2 separate regions of the Mus musculus genome follow, and region 2 is linked to region 1. A link is a loop called in an ENCODE intact Hi-C map of the cell type or tissue named here. Cell type or tissue: gastrocnemius. All regions are shown on one strand. Each heading gives the region's core, and the rest is flanking DNA. Links, peaks and the distances in the headings are about the cores only.

The links. Hi-C counts contacts between places; a loop is a spot of excess contacts. Peaks named below come from ENCODE experiments on the same cell type or tissue, not always from the same donor. Only the 100,000 strongest peaks of a DNase experiment are listed, where the experiment ranks them.
Region 2: a loop joins it to region 1, with 3 times the contacts of the local background. A loop is called at or near these places in 4 of 42 quality-filtered maps.

What each region holds. Positions count from the first base shown.
Region 1 is chr15:10,484,569-10,488,394 of GRCm38, forward strand. It overlaps Brix1 (BRX1, biogenesis of ribosomes), which reads right to left and starts at 1,369. Exons shown (of 10, transcript NM_026396.3): 1 at 1,167-1,369. The coding sequence starts at 1,325. It overlaps Rad1 (RAD1 checkpoint DNA exonuclease), which reads left to right and starts at 1,450. Exons shown (of 6, transcript NM_011232.3): 1 at 1,450-1,696; 2 at 1,885-2,148; 3 at 3,422-3,530. The coding sequence starts at 1,951. In gastrocnemius, for the core only: no CTCF peak of the experiment used is centred there; a DNase peak (open chromatin) is centred at 1,432; H3K4me3 peaks cover 2,238 bases; H3K27ac peaks cover 1,388 bases.
Region 2 is chr15:10,870,744-10,874,569 of GRCm38, forward strand. No RefSeq gene overlaps it. Among named protein-coding and RNA genes, the nearest start is that of Gm19276, 44 kb to the left of the region's middle. In gastrocnemius, for the core only: CTCF peaks have their summits at 1,821 (motif pointing left) and 2,027; DNase peaks (open chromatin) are centred at 1,815 and 1,992; H3K4me3 peaks cover 545 bases; H3K27ac peaks cover 311 bases.

The DNA of each region.
Region 1 (3,826 bases), core at 327-2,826:
CCTGCACATTCTCAGCTAACCAGCTGAGTTTAGAATTTCTAAACCCCCATTTAATGCCGTTGATGAATTTTTTCCACCACCCCCCCCCCCTGTCTTTCTAAATACATAAATTTAAGCCTTTCTTTGAAATTCAGCTAAAAGTTACTATTAGGGTGTTTCCTTACCACCCTAATAGTAGTAATTGTCTCATTAATTCCAATTCATATATCATAGTGTGATTCAGATTAGTTCCCTTCATGTTTCATGTCCAGCTCCTAAGAGGGAGCGCACTAACTTTTATTGAAAACCAGCTAATTTTCCTCAAAAGTCACTTTTATCCTTTCAGACAAAGGTACAAGATTTAACTGTTAATTAAAAGTGGGGTACAATGTCCACATTGCCTCACTCAGTACTTGAGTACTACACTAAGCACAAAGGACTAACAAGTCTGAGGCAAGATTTCCTCCATACAGATACCTTCCTTAAGGAGTTTCCAGGTGACTGAAAGTAACTCCAACAAGAACCTGCTGGCCTTTAGAAGAGACACACAGTTTTCTATGAAGCCTTCTTTCCTTCTAAACTCCAATATTTCTGGAGGAACTCTTGTTCATTATTTCCTAGATGCTAAGGCCAGGGAAGCTCATCTTGGTATAAGTGTGTCGCACTGTTTGACACAGTAAAACTAGTGGTCTAGGACCCTTGAGTTAAAAGATCTAACCAAACAAGTCAGAGTCACAGACTCACAGGACTGTAGCTTTAAAGGCTTGGCAAATAAATAAATAAATACATACATACATACATACATACTTCGGTAATCCTATGTGATACGGACCAAAACAGAAGGAATTTATAGTTACACCAAAAAGACTCTGAGAAAAAAAAAAAAAAAAGACAAAGGAAAACCATTACTCTGGGGAGGCGGGGTGGGGGTCAGTAACTGGAAGACAAGGATCCTGGAACTAAACACCCATTAAATCAACTCCCTGTTAACTGGCTTAGGGTCTACGAACTGCTGTCTCCAGGAAGAAGGCCATCTACACGAAAATTAGACATAAACACTGTCCAGTCCCTCCAGGGAACCCTAAGCATAAGATCCTGTCAAGTTTTGACTGGAGTCACTTCGCTGCTTCGGTGGCCCAAAGGTGGGTCAGAGCGCCGACTCCAACTTCGGGAGTCGGGCCTCTTACCTTGCAAACCGGACCTGGAATACGATCTCTATTTTCCTCCTCCGCCTCTTTGGCCACATCGGCCTGCTTAGCTGGCTGCCCGGCATCTTTCGAGCTCCTTTTTGGCTTCTTCGCTTGAACCTCCAAGCCTCCACGCCGCTTTCTCTTGGTCGCCGCCATCTCGCCTCGCCGCGTCGGTCGCTGCCTGCACTTCCGGTTCTGCCGCTCGCTCTGCCTTCCGATCTCTATGGTAGCCCACGTTAGGCTGTGAGTTAAGTCATCCGGCTCCAAGGCGCTCGCTTCCGGTCTCGAGGTAGACTCTCTAGGCACACGGCGGCTCGGTGGTGACGGTGGCCTAGGTGGTTGCGTATCTGAACGGTGGCGGGAGCTGTTTGCCTGGCTTGCTAGCTTTTTGGACGCTCAGGGTGTTCTTGGGGCTGGGGTGGCAGGGGCTTTGAGGGGTCGGACGTCACCCACAGCCTGGCGCCAGGGGCTCCCTTAGTGGCCGCTGTGCGGCGAGCGGGCCGAAGTCGCGTTCTCCTGCAAGCCAGGTTGGTGGCGCTCAGAGGTGCTAAGCAAGCCCGGTTACCCGCGCCTTTTAGAGCTACCCTGTGAACTGCATTCAGTGTAGAATACCGTAGTTTTGAGACATGAAAATAGAATGATCTCGATTTCGGCTCGGGTTGAGGTCGCCAGTCCTGTCCGCACTGATAGCGAGGTTTGTTGTTCCGTGTCTCAGGTTTTCACACATCTTCCGGAAGAGGAGCATCCTTCTTCTCGGAGCCGACGGTACCGTGGACCATCCATGCCTCTCCTAACCCAGTACAATGAAGAGGAGTACGAACAGTACTGCTTAGTGGCCAGCCTTGACAACGTTAGGAATCTCTCCACTGTCTTGAAAGCCATTCATTTCAGAGAACACGCCACGTGTTTTGCTACCAAAAACGGAATCAAGGTTACAGTGGAGAATGCAAAGTGTGTGCAAGCAAATGCCTTTATTCAGGTATGGGGGAGTGAAGACATTTTTAAAGCATTCCCTAATGAATGAATTTGGAAGGACTTAATTCAACAAAACTCAAGTTAGTGAACAAAATGTCGTTACTTTTTTTTCTTTCCTGCCAACAAATACTTTCCCCATCTTGTCTCACACAGATAACGATTACTAGTGATAGTTTATTAATGACTCTTCTCACCATTTTCCTCTTTTAATCTTTACACATATAGACACTTTCTCGTTTGACATAGTGGCACCAGATTTAATTTTCAGTAGTCTTACAACTGATTGAATTAGGGCGAGAACCCTATTTACTCTTTACAGTATTATTGTCATGCACGTTTTAGTTTTTCCTCTTATTGGCTGTAATTTTTCCTCGGAGCATTTTCCCCCGGAGATAGAGTCTAACATGTAACCCTGGTTACCTGGAACTTGGTTTATAGACCAGACTGGCTTCAAGTTCTTGGAGATCCGCCTGCTTCTGCCTTGCCTCTGCCTCCCAAGTGCTGGGATTAAAGGCATGTACCACCACTGCCTGACACTGAATTATCCTATCCTTAAGTGACTTTAGCTTTAAGGGATAGGCACAAGACAGAGTTAGGGCAAGTTCACATAGGTGTTAAATTTAGATACAGAAATGAAGATGAAGAGCCCTTACTAGGGGGTGGTAACTTTGTGGTGTTTGGCTTTTTAATATTTTTAGAAAGGTTTATTTTATGTATGTGAGTACATTGTCTTCAGACAGACCAGAAGAGGGCATCAGAACCCATTACACATAGTGGTGAGCCATGTGGTTGCTGGGAATTGACCTCTACCTCTGGAAGAGCAGTCAGTGCTCTTAACCTCTGAGCCAACCTCCAGCTCCTGGCTTCTTAATTTCGTGTGTATGAGTGTTTTGCCTGCATGAATGTCTCCAAAAGGCGTGTACCTGGTTCCTGCCAAGTTCCTGTGAAGGGGGTGTTGGATCCCCTGAAAATGGTTACAAAAGGATTTTAGTCACCGTGTGGGTGCTGGAAATTAAACCTGTGTCTTCTAGAAGATTAGCAAGTATTCTTAACTGATGAGCCATCACTTAGTGTTCCACGTTTAATGATTAAACCATTCAGTAGTATTCAAGTGGGGAAAGGTTGAAAACTTAGTATGTCTTAGTTGGGAATGAGAAATACTCTCATGGAGTTGGCAGAGTATTGTTACTTTCTAAGCATAAAGTGAAATATAGACGTGTGAATTTTCATTCTTTAATATAATCCACTTTCATGTTTTCATGTTTGCTTTCTCATAGGCTGACGTGTTTCAGGAATTTGTCATTCAGGAAGAATCTGTTACTTTTCGAATTAACTTAACTATCCTTTTAGACTGTTTATCTATTTTTGGATCAAGTCCTACACCAGGTGAACTATTTTACTACTACAACTACTGCTACTACTATTGTTGTGGCATAAAAGTATTTATTATGGTTAAAAAAATAGAAAATACATACAGGAAGGTTTCTAGAATATAAGCTTTTTAATTTTTTTTAATCTTTTTTTTTGGAACAGAGTCTTATGTATCCCAGACTGGCCTTGAGCTCCCTGTGTAGCTGAGGATAACCTGGAATTTATCTTCCTGCCCTTGCCTCAAGTGATGAGATTATAGAGATAGGCAACCATTTATAGTTTTATGTGGTGTTGGGGATTGAAACTGGCAC
Region 2 (3,826 bases), core at 350-2,849, 390 kb after region 1:
TTAAAGTGTATGGGAATATATATAAGTGATATATATATATTCCCATACACTTTAATCATGTAAAGTGATAAGCCAACTGTATACATGATACAAGTTCAAAGAGTTTGAAATGGACGATTCATTACTTATATTAACTGGGACTTAAGACTAGGCAGAGAAAGAGGATAAAATATCAAAACAAGTTCCTGATAAAGAAGAAAGAACATTGGAGTGAAGGCCACAGAGAAAGGTGAATGCTATGTCATCAAGGTGCTAACTGCCCTCTGACTCAACGGTTCCTAGGCAAAGTGAATGTTTGGTGGATAGTGAGGATCCAGTTAAGAAGACCAGTTCCTAATGCCTTCCCATGGAAATATTGACATATACAAGAAAGCAGCCACTCCACAAGCAAGTGGCTTCCAGGATGATGTCACTTCAGTGGTACTTGGGAGTCAGCCGTAGCAAGTCTGTAATCAATATGCTTATAAATTATTAATGCTTATATGTAAGCTCTTTCTTTGGAGAGTTTCTTGTTTGAGGATGCTGGGGCCGAGTTACTCATTTCAGGATGCTGTAATATGAAATTGGGAGCCTTTCACCATTATATGGCAGCTAAAATGGTTTCTGCAGCCAGTTGCTAAGCATTGAAACTTGGGACAGCCATCTGGACGGGTTGTGGCCAGTGTCACAGGCATCTGTGGAGAGATGTCCTCCAGGAGTCTTCAGGCTAAGGGTGAGCTAGAACACACACACACACACACACACACACACACACACACACACACACACACACAAAAAGAGAGAGAGAGAGAGAGAGAGAGAGAGAGAGAATCTGCTATGGACCAAAAAAGCTTCCCTACTTTCCCAAAATGCACCTCCAAACACTCAGATCTCCAAATAAACAGCTGCAGCTTCGTACGCTTCGTAGTTCCCTCCCCAGGAGGACAGCAGATTCTGTGGGACATTACATGTGAGACCCTGGGGACTAAAGACTAAAGATGAGCTCACTCAAAGAGCTGGAATCACCAAACGGACTCTCTGGCTCTTCTCTCACTATCTGTTCTTTCTTCATAGACACACACCTCTCAAGACATATGACTAGGAAAATACACGATTATTTGATAGTTTTCACGGTGTGATGTGTATGAGGTTACCTTAGGAATTCTTCCTAGAAAGTTATATAAATATTTCTTATATTTCTTGCTGAACAGAAACACTCAGCCTCACGGGGATATTAAACAAAATGAGAAATGCCAGCGCAGGAAGAGATGTGGAAATTTAGGATTATCTAGACCACCGTGGTCTAGCCTGGCTTGTTCAATGGTCATCTCGCAAAGAAAAAAAGTGTTACCAAACATGATATTTCTGCAGCCCCCCTCTTACCTCTACCCCTGTGCCCACCCCATTTCCACCCCACCTCACTTCTATTCCTCTCTCTCTCTCTCTCTCTCCAAAGCCCAACTAGCCAATTGTTCAGACACAATACCTTATCGTCTCATCTTTTTGGTAAGAAGTACCTGTCTAGAATGAAATTTCCAACACAGAAGTCATGTCAAGTTCCTAAGAAGTTAAATAAATAAATAGATAAGTAAATAAGTAAGTACGAGGTTAAAGTGTAAAGTCTTAAACAATTGGGGGAAACAATCAGTCAGACAGTTACAACACCCATTGTTTTGGGCCGCCATTTTGAACAATTATAATGAACATTGATAAATTGCATTTAATATTAAAATGCATGCAAGTTCAATATAGAAACTGGAATCTTTCTTGGTGGGTGGACGGAGCACGCCGTAAAGGCCAACTAATCGGCTGCCAGACTGTCAGCTGTTCTACATCGCCACCTAGTGGTGTAGACTGTTGAGGATTTATTTTTATTTTTATTTTTAACTTTTAATTTTACTTTTTACTTATTCACTTTACATTCAGCTCACTGCCCTTCTCTCGGTCACCCCCCCCCCCCCAATCCTTCCCCCATACCCTCTCCTCTCTTTCTCTGAGCGGGTGGGGTCCCCCTGAGTATCCACCCAACTCTGGCACTTGAAGTCTCTGCGAGGCTAGTGAGGCTAGGCTCTTCCTCTCCCACTGAGACCAGACAAGGAACTTGACAATCCACCGTGGCCAATGATTAGAAAAACAGCACCGTTCTTGGCTGTTGCTGACCTCAATTCGGATTCTTTCCTCTCTTTGATTTTGTTTTATTGTTTCTCATCTTACATTTTTAACAAATTCAAAAAACATTCATAGGCTTTCTCTAATATCAAACATCTCCCTTTACTTCTATCACTGGTCAAAAAAGCCCCAGACATCTTATTACCCATTCTCTTCCTCCTTTTACCGTGGATAGGATGAGTTCCTGCCGCCTCTTTCTTTCATGCACCCACATTCCCCTTTCTCTTCCTCTATTTCATGTCAAGGGAAATGCTGTGATCTGAATGGTCACTCTAAAACTTCACACTGAGTTTTAATAGCCTTTCTATCATGGTATAAGAACACTGCACTCCTAAGTGGACTAAGGTCATTCTCACAGATTCGGATAGTTACAGGAGCAGGGCCCTTCTTGTTTTATAACGTACTCAGTCTCAGGTATTCTGTTATAAACCACAGTAAATGGAAGTACAACAGCAAACGGGTCCCAAGGGTCTGGCTGCTGCGGTAACAAATGCCTCAAGTGTGCTAAACGCATTTTGGAACAGGGACGGGCCAGGAAAAGCAGGCTTTTGTGGCGGCACACCCTACCCAACGCCAGCACTCATACCATGATAGCAACACAGCATTTCTGACTCTGGCAGTGTGCTCCTCTTTAATTTGACTTACGATACGGCACTGGGATGGACATGGGTGTGTGTTTTCTTCCAAGCTTATTTTTCCTAAGGTTCTGTGTTATAAACCAATCTACCATATTCAAAGCATGATTGCTGAACCTAAATCACCGTTATTATTTGCCGTTCAGCAATCTCAAATTTAAATTCAACGGAACTGACATTCCCTGAGCAGGGTGAGAGATAAAAGAGATGAGTAAGACCGGACTTCCTCCTTCCTAGAAGCTGCTGGGCTTCTCTGGGGCACAGGGGCAGAGCCAAAAACCCTCTCCTTGGCGCTGAGCTGCAGGACTGTGCCTGTGGGACATACAGAAAAGGAAAATCACAATCAACTGAGCCTTGGTGACTTTCCATCTTCAGGAACCTTAGAAGGGTGTAGCTCATGGTGTCCAGCAAGCCTGTGACTGCTCATGCTAACACACTTTTATGTTTTGTAAATAATATTGTATTTAGTCTGGATGTGTGAAAACAGGGAGCTCCCAGTGACTGTCGTTTGTTCTGTTTCTATAAAAATATTTCATTTTTAATTTCTGTTACTTTATGCATGTGATTTGTCTTTTATTAATCACTCATCTTTTTTCTCCTTCTTATTGGTTAGATTAAAATATTTCCTTCTTATTGACACACACGGATATCAGATCCTGTTGTTTTATACTAGAACAAGTATTGCCTCAGAATTCTTAACCTTTAGTTTTGATTTTTGTGTATAGAAAGTTTACCTTTTATATAGTTATAGGATGTGGCCTGCATGAGTTTTCCCAATGTTAGTTTACAGCCAGCTATTTACAAAGAGTTTACTTTTGTGTGTGTCTCAATTTTTGTAATATGTGCCTTTAATCTACTTCTAATTTATTAATATGTTATGTCCTTTGAGTGGTTTTGAAAGCAGAGGATAATAGAAACTCAGGAGGTAAAAATCAATGGAAGTTGAAAATGTCTGACAAAGTCTTAATGAACTACAAGGAGGAGTTAACACTACACTTGTGAGACCAGGTTTTCATAGCATGAACTTATGTCAGAAGCTCTGG